Regions from separate parts of the Homo sapiens genome. Here region 1 is linked to region 2. The links are chromatin contacts, found by Hi-C or POLR2A ChIA-PET in ENCODE. All regions are on one chromosome and are shown on one strand. Each heading gives the region's core, a stretch centred on a gene start or an enhancer-like site at or near the end of the contact. The rest is flanking DNA. Distances are from core to core; before and after follow the strand shown.

Region 1 (6,425 bases), core at 3,722-6,221, 100 kb before region 2:
GGCCAGGCGGCCGCAGCCCTGTCCTCCACATCAGCTTCCAGTGGGGAGGAAGGAGCTGGTAAGGCCTGTGTGGTCTCTGGCCCAGCAGGGAAGTGCCAGTGCCCCAGGCAGGCTCACAGGGAGGCCTCTGAGGGAGCAGCCTCTCTCTGAGCTAAGGTGGGAGGGGTGCAGTGTGGAGCTGGAAGCCGGGGAAGGGGAGTGTGTTTCAGAAATGACAGGCAGTTGAAGGGGCTAAAGCGGGAGGCTGGGGCCTGTGCGCACGGAGGCCCGGGAAGGAAAGGTCAGATGCTTGCCCATGTGGCCCCATCAGAGCCCCGCCCGACCGTCTTATTGGACTCCACGTCTGGACATCTGCTCTAGCCCAGACCCTGGCTTTGTCCGGAGAACCCACAGGGCACCTGGTTCAGCGTCCCCACCCTGGGGCCTGACCATGGGGCTTGAATCCCCAGTCAGCACCTGTGCCCTGTGTGAGCTGGAGAAAGTGAATCAACCATCCAAGCCCACAAGCTTGTCATCCTCATCCCCACTTCACAGATGAGCAAATGAGGGCACAGAGCCCGCCATGAGCGCCCTGTTAGATGTCAGCTGCCTTCCTGGTTTAGACTTCCTGAGTTGGGTTTACCATTTCTTAGCAAGTTATTCAAACTTGACCACCCCGTCTGTACGTGGCTGAGCCACTCCTCATTCGTGGCTCTGACTGCCACGTTAGCCTTCATTTCACCCCATGGTGGCCTTGTGTATGGCCGGATCAGGAGGTGCGTCCCCTGGCTGGCCACTCACACGCTGTCCCAGCGGCATCTTCCCTCCCTCTCCAGCCCTTGGATTCCATTTCTCTTTGATGGGACCTTCAGCCTCAGCTGGGGACAGTGTTGAACACTGGAGGATGCCGCTGAGGGCGGTGGGTGTGGTGGCTGGGCCCGGAGGCCGTCGGGGCAGATGCTCTGAAAGCCCCCAGCAGTCAGCTCCTCCTGTCCCGGTGGAGGAGGCAGTGCTGATGGGTGACGGTTGCCCGTCCCTTAAGAGAAATGGGAAAGTTCCTCAGAACTCTCATTAATATTGTAGGGCTGTAAAAGAAGATATCTTTCCCTGCTCCATCCCTAGGAAGTGTGTGGGTATCAGGGGCCCTTTCTGTTCTGTGGGCCGTGACCACTCATTGCAGTTCCAGGCCCTCAGTGAGTTCAGTAATAGCAGTGGCTGGGGATGACCAGGTGAAACCTGGTCTGCTTGGTCACAGCATGTAGGAGGATGGGAGAAGCAGGAGGGGGAGCAGGGGGAGGAGCAGGAGGAGGAGCAGGAGAAAGTATAGGAGGAGGAGCAGAAGAAGGAGCAGAAGGAGGAGCAGAAGGAGGAGCAGGAGGAGGAGGAGCTGGAGGAGGAGCAGGAGGAGGAGGAGCAGGAGGAGGAGCAGAAGGAGGAGCAGAAGGAGGAGCAGGAGGAGGAGGAGCAGGAGGAGGAGCAGCCCTGTCTCCTCCCAGAAGCTCTGTCCCCAGTGGTGGGCACATGGTCCCATCCCCCCCAAGCCCTGTCCACAGCTTTGGGCACACGGCCCCTTCCCTTCCCCCCAGCTCTGTCCCCCACGGTGGGCACATGGCCCTGTCCCCTCCCCCCAGCTCTGTCCCCAGCAGTGGTCCAGGGTCCTCTGCCAAGGCCGCGTCCCAGTGGGGTTCCGGGGACAGGTTCTTCACCCACGAGTCAACGTCCCGGGCAACCCTGCTGCAGCCCCCGTGGGAAGTCAGGGCTGAGGGGGCCTGTGGGGTGAAGCCGGCAGCCCCTCTTTGGCTTGGGGGGTGGGGGGCGGAATACGAAGCTGAACATTCCTGAGGATCTGTTCTGGATGCCTGCAGAGAGCCCTGGAAGCCCAACCCATGGTCACACATCCTTCAGGGACCAACCCGCCGCACCAGGTGGCTGGAGAATGAGACCCTGTGTCTGCCGCTCCCCCTGCCGCAGGGCACACAGTCCCCACTGCACCGGGTGGCTGGAGAATAAGACCCTGTGTCCGCCGCCCAAGGCTCCCCCCGCCGCAGGGCACACAGACCTGTGATCCAGGCCAGCCCATCCTGTTGGAGCCACCTCTGTATGTATCCATATGTGTGTGTGGGAGTTGTGTGTGTGCTGTTTGTGCATGTTATAAGTGTGTGTCTGTATGTGTTGTGTTGTCTGTGTATGTGTTGTGTGTTGTGTGTTGCGTGTGTGTGTGTGTGTGTGTGTATAGGTCTTTACGCTGCCTACATCTTGAAGGCATCTCTTGACGCCAGGCCTGACTGGGCTGGGATCTGCCGACGACACTGCCTCTTTTCTGGGCTAGGCCTTCTTTTCTGTCAGGGCTCACAGTGGTAGCTCCTTCCAGGCAGTCCTCTGTGGTGCCCGGGCTGGGTCAGACACCCCTCCTTCAAGCCTCCTGGTACCTCACCTCTGTCCACCGTGGCCCTGCAGAGGAGCCACACCCTGCCCCGCCGGCACTGCAGCCTCTGCCTGCCTCTCGCCCTGAGCGAGCACCCTCTGCCTTAGCACCTGCTCAGGGAGCACGGATGAAAGATGAGTGATGGGTGAATATGTGCAGGAAACGCACTCCCGCCGCTGCCGAGGCATCTTCCCGCAGGCTGGTGAAGCTTCTTCTCTGTCTTGCAATTTGTAAACTCTGCTGTTCATTGACATTTGTCTGTCCTTTAAGATCAATTTAAAAGTTTCATCTAAATTCACATTCATACTTCATGCCTCAGAATAGGGACGTCTTTTTGTTTCTAACTGTTAGGAACCAAAATGGTATTGGGAGAGGCATGAGCTTTGATCACGCTCCCTATGCTTAATTCTCACTGGTTTTAATGTGTCTCTCAAACATCTGGTCCCACGTCCTGGGTTTTAAGTTAAGGGAATAACAAAATCACTGCAGGCAGCCTCCTGTGCTCCCGTCCTCCCATGCCCCTGTGCTCCCAATCTCCCGGGCTCCTGTCCTCCCATGAGCCCATCCTCCTGTGCTTCCGTCCTGCAGTGCTCCTGTCCTCTTGTGTTCCCATCCTCCCGTTCTACCATTCCTCCTGTGCTCCCATTCCCCATGCTCCTGTCCTCCCATGCTCCCATCCTCCAATGCCCCCTGTGCTCCTATCCTCCCTTCTTCCTGTGCTCCCATCCTCCTGTGCTCCTGTCTTCTCATGCTCCTGTCCTCCCATTTAGTGTCCTCCCATGCCCCCTGTGCTCCCATCCTCCCATTCTCTCATCCTCCCATGCCCCCTGTGCTCCTATCCTCCTGTCCTCCCATGCTCCTATCCTCCCGTCTTCCTGTGCTCCCATCCTCTCGTGCTCCTGTCCCATTTAGTGTCCTCCCGTGGCCCCTGTGCTCCCATCTTCCCAGGCTCCTGTCCTCCCAAACTCCTGTCCTCTCATGCTCCTGTCCTCCCGTGCCCCCGTACTCCTGTCCCCCCAGGCTCCCATCCTCCCGTCCTCCCATGCTCCTGTCCTCCTGTGCTTCCCATCCTATTACCCCAAAAATGTATCTTCCTGGGAGACTGAAGGTGAAGCGTCTGTGACGAGGCTTGATGAGTTAAATACAGATGTTTACTTCAAATTTTAGTGAAAGAGTGGAGGTCTGAGGAGTGTTCTCCGCAGGGAAAAGCATTCCTGCTCTGCAGTCGGGCAGGCTGGTGCCGAGCCTGTTTCCCACCTGTCTCCTTCCAGTGGGGGATGCAGCTGGGACGGACCCCAGGCCTCCGCCTGAGCTTGGCTATGACGGCATCCTCTCTGGACCACGCAGAGTCTGAGGCCCTGCAGAAGAGGGCCCAGCACAGATCTGGCACTGAAGGGGTGAGAGCTGAGAAGCATCCATGTGGACGTGTCCCAGGGGTTCACCAGCTCATGACTCCAGCACCCGAGTGGGTGTGTCACGAGAGTTCACAGGCTCATGACTCCAGCATCTTTCAAATGTGATGATGGTGGCAGGAAATTGAGAGTAACGTAACCACGTGTCCAGTTGCTTTGAGATAAAAGCACTGCTTTAAGGAATGTAGACATTATTAAAAGAAAAAACAAACAAAACAAAAGAAAACACGGTCTAGCCGGTGTCCTGAGCATTGTTTAAACGGAAGAAGAAAGAGAAAGCAGGTAGGATGCGAGAGAATGTGCAGATGACTTTCCTTTCAGGCCGGGCAGGGCCGCCAGGGTAGGCTGCGTCTGGCTGCTGAGCCAGTGTTCTGCGCAGGACGGCAGCGAGTTGGCCAGGGGGCCCCAGCTGCCCTGGCTCCTGCACAACCAGCCTCTTCTCGGGAACTGCAGCTGGAGAAGCAACGGGGGCCCCTGCATGTCGCATCTTCAGGGGATTTTCTGTGCTGTCCGTTCCCTGGGTATTTCCCAAGCACTTCCTCGGTGGAAAACAGACATGGGGTCCGCAGCCCTCAGTGTAGGAGCTCTTGGACAAGGTCTCTGGGCAGCAGCAAGAGCCTGTCAAAGCAAGCCCATGCTCGGCTCACTGTGCAGGGCTGTCTGGGAGATGCTGGCCTGGCTTACATGCCCTCCACCAGAGGCCTCCCCGCCTGCTGCAGATCCCTCCCTGCCCCATGGCGACTTTCAGAAAAGGGGAGCGGTGAGGTAGCCTTGACTATGCTGAGATGGGCCCTTAACCCCCCAGTGAGTGACCTCTGCCGGCATGGGCGGCCTGGGGCACCCACAGCCCAGTGTGCCTTCCCCATGTGAGTCTGGGGTAGGAGAGGCTGATTGCAGGGACAGGAAGCAGCTGTGGCCCCTCTCCTTCCCTCCCTCTCTGCGTCTCCCACACCCATATGCGCTTAGGAGGAAGGCAGCCCCGTGGCTGATTTGGGAGGGCTGGTCCTGCATCCTTGTACAGCAGTGGTGAGCAACTCCCTGTGGGGCAGGGCTGTGGCTTTCCACAGTTCCCCGGGGGGCTGGTAGCAGGGGAAACCCAGTGCCTTCTTTATTTAGCTCTGTTTTTGGCTTGAGTTTCCATGGAAACCACGGGTAACTGAAAACACAGGCCCATGAAAGTTTCCGAGTGATTGTTATTTTAAAGAATATGGCTCCTCTTTCTTGCCCACATTCAGATAGCAGTTTCCATGGGAACAGAATTGAAACTGCCAGATGAGAGGGATCCCCATTTTGGCCATGTCCCTGGCTGTCTGTGGAGGGGAGGCTGTGGAGGAAGGGAGGGCAAGGGTGGGGCCGTGGTGGGGGAGCCCAGCACCCCTTGGCTCCTTCCTGGACATGGTTCTGCCACTTCGGGAGGAAGGGGCTCCAGGATGAGCCCCGATCATTGGTGATTCTCCTTCACTGTGGTGGCTTTCAGTCTTTGGGGAGGGTCCATGATGCCAGAAAAGGGCGAGAAAATTTTCAAAGAAGTTTTATCCCAAAGTGCACTGGGTGCTGGTCCCCAGACCCTCCCACAAGGACCTGCCAGGCCCACAGGGGCCCCAGACGTGCCCCCAGCCCAGAGGCCGTGTCCTCACAGGGAAAGCCAGGTGGGGGGAGCACAGTGTTCGCCAGGCCTGGAGGGGCCCCAGACGCGTGCCCAGCCCAGATGCCGTGTCCTCGCAGGGAAAGCCAGGTGTGGGGAGCACAGTGTTCCTCTGGGCACAGCCATCATCAACCCAGCTTGGAGGAGACGTCCTGAGGCCCTGGAGGTTAAGCTGCTCGTCGGGGTCTCAGTCTCACAGCTGCGAAGTGTCCCTCGGCCTCCGATCCTCAGTGCCGAGGGTCACTCAGTGCCGAGGGTCACTCAGTGCCGAGGATCCCTGTGCCTGTGCGATGCTGCAGGTGGGAGGTGCTGGGGCCCAGGATCTGGGAGAGAGGCTTCCTCATGGGCGCCTGAGACTTTTCCAGGCACTGGGGGTAGAGACATGAGAAGCAGCCTGGCGAGGACAGGGGTAGAGCCTCACACTTCCCAGAGCCCCACACCCACACACTCCTGGGTGTTTGTGCGTTTAGCTCACATGCCCTCCTTGCCCGAAACCCCCTGACCCCAGATATGCCCACCTGGTACCTGGGAATGTGACCTTATTTGGAATAAAGGTCTTTGTAGATGTAAGTAAGTTAAGGATCTTGAGGGACTATTCTCAGGATAGACCATATCTTAAGCCATAAAACAAAACTCAGTATATTTTATTTATATTTATTTATTTATTTATGATGGAGTCTCACTATGTCACCCAAGCTGGAGTGCAGTGGCACGGTCTTATCTCACTGCAACCTCTGCCTCACCAGCTCATGCAATTCTCCCGCCTCAGCCTCCCAAGTAGCTAGGATTACAGGTGCATGTCACCATGCCTGGCTTATGTTTTTTGTATTGTAGTAGATACAGGTTTCACCATGTTGCCCAGGGTGGTTTCTGCCTGCCTCAGCCTCCCAAAGTGTTGGGATTACAGGCGTGAGCCACTGCACCAGTCCTCAGTATATTTTAAAAGACTGCTTTCATGCAAAGT
Region 2 (6,496 bases), core at 1,621-4,120:
GTTCCAGGGCATTGGCAAACTGTCATGGCGCTGGGGGGAGTGTCTTAGGCAAATGTATTATAATTCCTGGTCCCAGCTGGTGTTGGCTGGTTTCTTTGCTACATCCCGTTTTGATCAGCAGGGTCCTGAAAATGAGTCCTGCTGATCTCCAGCCTTAAGCCTGCATCTAAACACCAGGGGTGATGTGCAGACCTTCAGTGTACACACAAAACTCCACTCACGGGAGATGTTGGGCTGTATGGCTATGCTCAACTTAAAATGTTTAAAAACAGGCCGGGCGCGGTGGCTCACGCCTGTAATCCCAGCACTTTGGGAGGCCGAGGCGGGCGGATCACGAGGTCAGGAGATCGAGACCATCCCGGCTAAAATGGTGAAACCCCGTCTCTACTAAAAATACAAAAAATTAGCCGGGCGTAGTGGCGGGCGCCTGTAGTCCCAGCTACTTGGGAGGCTGAGGCAGGAGAATGGCGTGAACCCGGGAGGCGGAGCTTGCAGTGAGCCGAGATCCTGCTACTGCACTCCAGCCTGGGCGACAGAGCGAGACTCCGTCTCAAAAAAAAAAAAAAATGTTTAAAAACATTTTTATATTTTGCATTTCTTTCTATTTTGTAAAAATTAATGCATCTTCTACATTTCATGTACTTTCACTTAAGAACAAGATACAGTTCCTAAACAAACTTCATTCATCCTAAAAACGCCTGAGTGGAGACGGGGCACAGGTGTCACCAGCCCCTCCCAGTTTTTTATAAGCAGACTTGGACGCTAAAAGGTATTTAGTTTGAGGTTGGGACATAGAAAGTCAATACTGACTGTGGGGTTGGAGCAAAGCATTCAGGCTCAGTTCAGGTCACTTTTAGATTCTTCTCCTCACCCTCGCTCTACATGTCCTCACCCGTGGGCATGTAGAGTGGGTGGTCATTTCACTCCCTCTTTCATGTGGCCTTGCAGGGTGCTGGAGTCAGTGAGCTCACGTCCCCACCCATGGGTATTGGGCTTGGTCATGCTTCTTGCTTTGTCTGATGGAGTGTAAGCAAGTGTGACTCAAGAAGAGGCCTTCAGTGTGCTGGTGTGGCATGGTCTGGCTCTTGTGCTGGTGGCCTGCCAGGAGATGAGAATGCCCAGCTAATCTGAGCCCCAGAAACCCACAGAACAAATGCAAACCCGGCTGTGAGTAGAGCTGCCCAGCAGGGCCCAACCTGGGTCAGGCTGAAGCACATGGGCCTGCAGAGCCATGCACACTAGAATGAAACCATCGTTGGAAGCCAGTGATGTTTTGAGACTGTTCACTGTGCAGCATTATTGTAGTAGCATTTGGCCAGTCCAGGAAATCACAGAACAGTCTACACGTGTGGTCCTGCATTTGTAAGAAAAGCTGCTATGTGTGGATCGAAATGATTCTTTCATATTTGTGCCTGCATATAATTATAGAATGACAAACAATAGAAAAAGAGTGTTTCTATTTCTAAAGGGGTGGTACAATTATGCAATATTTTTATTTGCTCTTTTATGGTTTCTTATAAACACGTAATTTGTGTACACTTTTTTTTAAAAAAAAACACATTCTTTGGGGAGAAATCATGAACTCTCCTTTAGCTATGCAAATATCTCTGAAATCATAACATTAAAACTTAAACCTCCATCAGGGAGGCACTTTCTAGAATACTCTCTAGATAGGGTAGTGGCCTTGCCTATTTTACTTCCCCATAACATAGCACATGGAAGTATCTGATAAATGTTCATTGAATTAAATCAAAGGCTATTCACATATTGCCACCCAACCTCTATTCCCTGAATACGGTTCTCAAAAATTATCAGGCTGACAGATTTTTATGTGAAATTCACCTATGATATTAGCCCTTTCCAATTCCAAAATGGCTCAATCAGAAAACATTGACTGAATCTATAAAATGCAAGGGTTAAGGTGAGTTTCTTCCACTGAGGGATGGTGGCAACTCTTCTTTCTTTGCTTGTTGGTTTCTTCTCAGTGACTTTTGATCTTAAGATGAGAGGCTGTGTTCCTGGCCACTGGTCCTACAGGGGGAGAAGCAGCAGGGTCTTGGCATTGGTAGCACAGCTCTGGTATAGTCTAGAAACAGGTGTCTTGCTCCCCTTGTCCAGTGAGACTGTGAGTGTGGGGGGGAAGGAGCTGAGACTTGTGGCCAAACAGCAGCACACTTCCGGCCACGTCTGCAAACATCTCGCATGTGCTGGTCCACGTGGCAGGTCTGTGGCTGCTGCTTTCTTAAATATCATACACCACACATAATTTTTGTTATTAATACATGATAGTGAGAAAAATAAAATATTGCACATTTCCATTATTTTTGCAAATTCCATGCTTTTGTTTATACTATTTTTGAGGGCACATTTCTTTCCTCCTTGGGGACATTTCTAGAAATTTACCACTCTAGTCTGTATAAGGATATAAGCCTTTGTGGCCCATGTATACAGATATAGGCCTTTCGAAGAAATTTATAAAAATACGCAGATTCGCCATATCCGGAAGTAGATTTGGATGATTTCAGCAGCAGCAAACATGAACAGGGCTGTGTTCCCACAAGGAAGTGGCTCCTGTGAGTCTTGTGGGAGCCCCTGGGGACTTCTGGTGCCCTTCTTTTTACTGCACTCCAGGCAGGGAGCTTTATGCTTGAACTGCTAATAGTTTTCTTTGAAAATCAACATTTCCGCATGTTCTGATTTGACCTGAGCACAACCTGAGCAGTGGTGTGGGGCCACGTGGTGCGGGTCTGGCTTTAGGTAAATATGGAACTCTGGTGTGTGTGTTTGCTCAGGCTTAACACATAGAGAGTGGGGCCCTCCACCTGCGGTGAACAGGAAATGCTGGGACACTCACAGAAAGTGACAAGCTTTCTAGAAATGAGCCTAGGGAACTCCCCTCCTGGGGTGACCTCAGCATATTTGACTCCTGACACAGCTTATGCTTTTGCTGTATCCCAGAGCTTTTTGCATGTTGTGTCTTTATTTTCGTTTGTTTCACAGTTCTTTCTTTCTTTATTAATTTCATTGTGTACCCAAAAGTCATTCAGGAGCAAGTTGTTTAGTTTCCTTGTACTTGTGTGGTTTTGAGAATTCCTCTTGGTATTGATTTCTAATTTTGCTCCACTGTGGTCTGAGAAAATGCTTGATGTGATTTCAGTTTTTTGGAATTCATTTAGACTTGCTTTATGACCGAGCATGTGGTCAACTGTAGAGAATGTTCCATGCAAAGAAGGGAAAAATGTATATTCTGTGGTTGTTGGATAGAGTATTCTGTAGATGTCTATTAGGTCCAATTGGTCATACATCTAGTTTAAGCCCAGAGTTTCTTTGCTAGTTTTCTGCCTTGAGGATGTGTGTAGTGCTGTCAGTGGGGTGTTGAAGTCCTCCACTATCATTGTAATACTGTCTATGTCTGTTCTTAGTTCTAGTAGTATTTGTTTTATAAAACTGGCTGCTTTGATGTTGGGTGACTAGATATGTAGGATGAACCCTTTATCCCTTTTTTATATTCTTTGTCTTTTTTTTTTTTTTTTTACTGTTATTGTTTTAAAGTCTGTTTTATCTGATATAAGAATAGCAACCCCTGCTCTTTCTGTTTTCCATTCGCATGGTAGATTCTTCTCCATACCCTTACTTCAATCCCCTGGGTGTCATTACATGTGACATGGGTCTCTTGAGGGCACCAGGAAGTTGGTCTTATTTTTTAAAATCCAGTTTGCCACTCATTTAGGCCATTTACATTCAAGGTTCGTATTGATATGTAAAGTTTTATTCCTGTCATAGTGTTGTTAGCTAGTTGCTTTGTAGTTTCAATTGGGTCATTGCTTTATGGAGTCTGTGAGCTTTGTACTTATATGTGCTTTTATGGTAGCAGTATTACTCTTTTGTTTTGTTTGCATGTTTAATACTTTTTTGAACATTTCTTGTAGATCCAGTGTGGTGGTGACAAATTCCCTTAGTGTTTGCTTGTCTGGGAAGTACTTCATTTCTCTTTTGTTTATGAAGCTTGGTTTGCCAGGATATGAAACTCTTGGCTGGATTTTTTTTTCTTTAAGAAGGCTAAAAATGGGACCTTAATCTCTTCTGGCTTGTAAGGTTTCTGCTGAGAAGTCCACTATTAGTCTGGTAGATTTTCCTCTATGTGTAATTTGTCCCTTTTCTCCAGCTGCCTTTAAGATTTTTTCTTTTGCATTGACCTTGGATGGTCTGAGGACTAAATGCTTTGGGGATGGTCTTGTACAGTATTTTTCAGGAGTTCGTTGAGTTTCTTGAATCTGGATGCCGACCTCTTGTGCAGGTTCCTTCTCATCAGTGGAAGCTGTTACCTCTTATTGTTGAACTTACTTTTGTTTGAATGGGATCCCCCCTCCAAGGGTGTGACTGTTGCCCCTGCTGGGTAGGGCCCTTTGGTTTTGGTTCTATATGATTTTAGGGGGCTTAGGCTCTGAATGAATTCCTTGGTTATAGACAGCCTTTGTGCAGTGGGTTTCTAAATGTTAGTTGTAGGTTGTAGTGGCAGTGTGCTGTGTGTGTGATCAGGCCACATTCCTTTTCCCCTGTCATCCTCCATAGTCAGCCATGTTCCTTTCTCCCTCTGTCACCCTCCAGCTTCCACCCAGCAATGCTAAAGTTGGGCTCCATGGTCTGAGAGCACAGAAATGTAGAATTATGCTTCCTGGCTTTCCTCTGAGGCCAAGTTCCACAGGGACCTTCGGTTGAAACTTTGGTTGACTTTATTTTCTCAGCATGAAGCATAAGCTGAGAGCTCAGGGTCTGCTGGACCTTGGGCCACCATCCTGTCCTTTCACAAATTCTACCCTAGTTGGCCCTGGAGGAACTCACAAAATGTGGGTTTGAAGGTATTTCTCACTGCTGATTCGACTGCCAACGCTTGGCTGACAATGTGCTGCTGCTGTAAGGGGATTTACCAAGCAGAAGTTCCAAAATCTTTTCATTTTGGCAGCTGGGGATTGGCCCTGTGCCATTGGCCTGGCCGGCAATGGAGGTGCTGGGTGTGTGGAACTCAATTGTGATCATCTAGCATTCTGAGGACAAAGGGACAGGATCTGCCTGTGAGCCCCAGCTTTGTGTGGTCATGGCCACCGTGTTAGAGGAATGGAGGTTTCTCCAAACCACTTGGCTGGCAGCTCCTGCTGCTCACACAGGCCTGGCAGAGCGGGGTGGATAGGCTGGTGTTTGTTTTGCTTGCATGTTTAATACTTTTTTGAATATTTCTTGCAGATCCAGTGTGGTGGTGACAAATTCCCAAAATTTGGCAAAAGCCTGTGTCACCGAAGGGAGCATCACACATTCTGGGAGGGTCACAGCAAACACGTTCAGATCACTCCATCACAGCCATGCTCTCCCCTTGGGAGGGCGACTTCCATTCCGCTCGGGCCCTGAAACCATGAGGCTCCGTGTGCTGGGATGAGGTTCCAAGAAAACCGTAGGCCCTCAATCCTTAGGAGGGGCCCCTCTCCTCCACATCCCAGCCTCTGTCCTCACCTGCCACCACCTGCTCCGGAGGAGTCTGCTTACTGGTGCACCTGCAACATGCCCTCCACTTGGTCTTGTCCACAGGACACTCACTTATCCCCAGGTCATGGAGTCAGAAAAAGTCAAGCCAGGCACCAGCTCCGCGAACACCCCTGAGGAAGGGTCTCAGTGTGCCTGGGCAGCATGTTACAGGTTTCCAGCATGGTTGAGTAGATAGGGTGAGATGGGGAGAGGTGGGACCAGCTGCAGGGCAGTGACACAGAACTGACAGTCGGCTTTCAGGTGATATCACAGTCTCCATCAGTGTCCAGAAAGAACAATGCAGTGAACATCCCTCTCATTCCAAAGAAATGCCTGAGGCTGGGATCAGACCCAAGGAGGACACCACACCCACCAGATTCAAGCAGAATGACCCAATTCAGACGCGTTTCCCCAGTGATGACCACCCTGTGCAACCCTTTAGGTGCTCCACTGACTGGAGACCGGGATGGGGGCACTGTGGTGGGTGAGTGGGGCTGGGACAGGGGTGTCCTGTGGGGTGAGCGGGGCTGGGACAGGGGTGTCCTGTGGGGTGAGTGGGGCTGGGACAGGGGTGTCCTGTGGGGTGAGTGGGGCTGGGACAGGGGTGTCCTGTGGGGTGAGTGGGGCTGGGACAGGGGTGTCCTGTGGGGTGAGTGGGGCTGGGACAGGGATGTCCTGTGGGGTGAGTGGGGCTGGGACAGGGGTGTCCTGTGGCGTGAGTGAGGCTAGAATGGGAGTTTCCTGTGGCTGGGTTGGGTTCACTCCACAGCACTGAGCTGCAGAGGAGGGGAGGCCTGAGGGATGCTGTACCCTGCAGAGCAGCTCATGCCTGTGAGACTCGGGATTTCCAAAAGTCCCTTTGGGTCTGACTTGAGGAAGGGCAGAGATTCCAGGTGGGCCTGTGGTCAGTGCCTTTTCACCCCATTTATAGTTTTTGTCCTTGTTAGGGCAGAATCTGCATATGTAATCTACACTCTTT

Evidence for each region. Hi-C counts contacts between places; a loop is a spot of excess contacts on that map. ChIA-PET counts read pairs that join two places held with the same protein, here RNA polymerase II (POLR2A). Pooled maps may share reads with other maps.
Region 1: a map with no recorded cell type shows a loop between it and region 2 (23-fold over the local background). The contact joins two enhancer-like sites. A Hi-C loop is called at or near these places in 17 of 37 single-sample maps with no recorded cell type and 5 of 50 pooled maps. POLR2A ChIA-PET finds 5 or more read pairs at or near these places in 1 of 52 experiments (H1).

The regions. Positions count from the first base shown.
Region 1 is chr10:131,741,862-131,748,286 of GRCh38, reverse strand. No RefSeq gene overlaps it. Among named protein-coding and RNA genes, the nearest start is that of LINC01164, 45 kb to the left of the region's middle. RefSeq lists an enhancer at 4,988-5,087. Within about 2 kb of position 4,971, at least 3 of the 41 ENCODE cell types and tissues checked have a DNase peak (open chromatin) inside an H3K27ac peak, as active enhancers do.
Region 2 is chr10:131,637,710-131,644,205 of GRCh38, reverse strand. No RefSeq gene overlaps it. Among named protein-coding and RNA genes, the nearest start is that of LINC01164, 150 kb to the left of the region's middle. RefSeq lists enhancers at 2,501-2,650, 6,445-6,496. Within about 2 kb of position 2,870, at least 2 of the 41 ENCODE cell types and tissues checked have a DNase peak (open chromatin) inside an H3K27ac peak, as active enhancers do.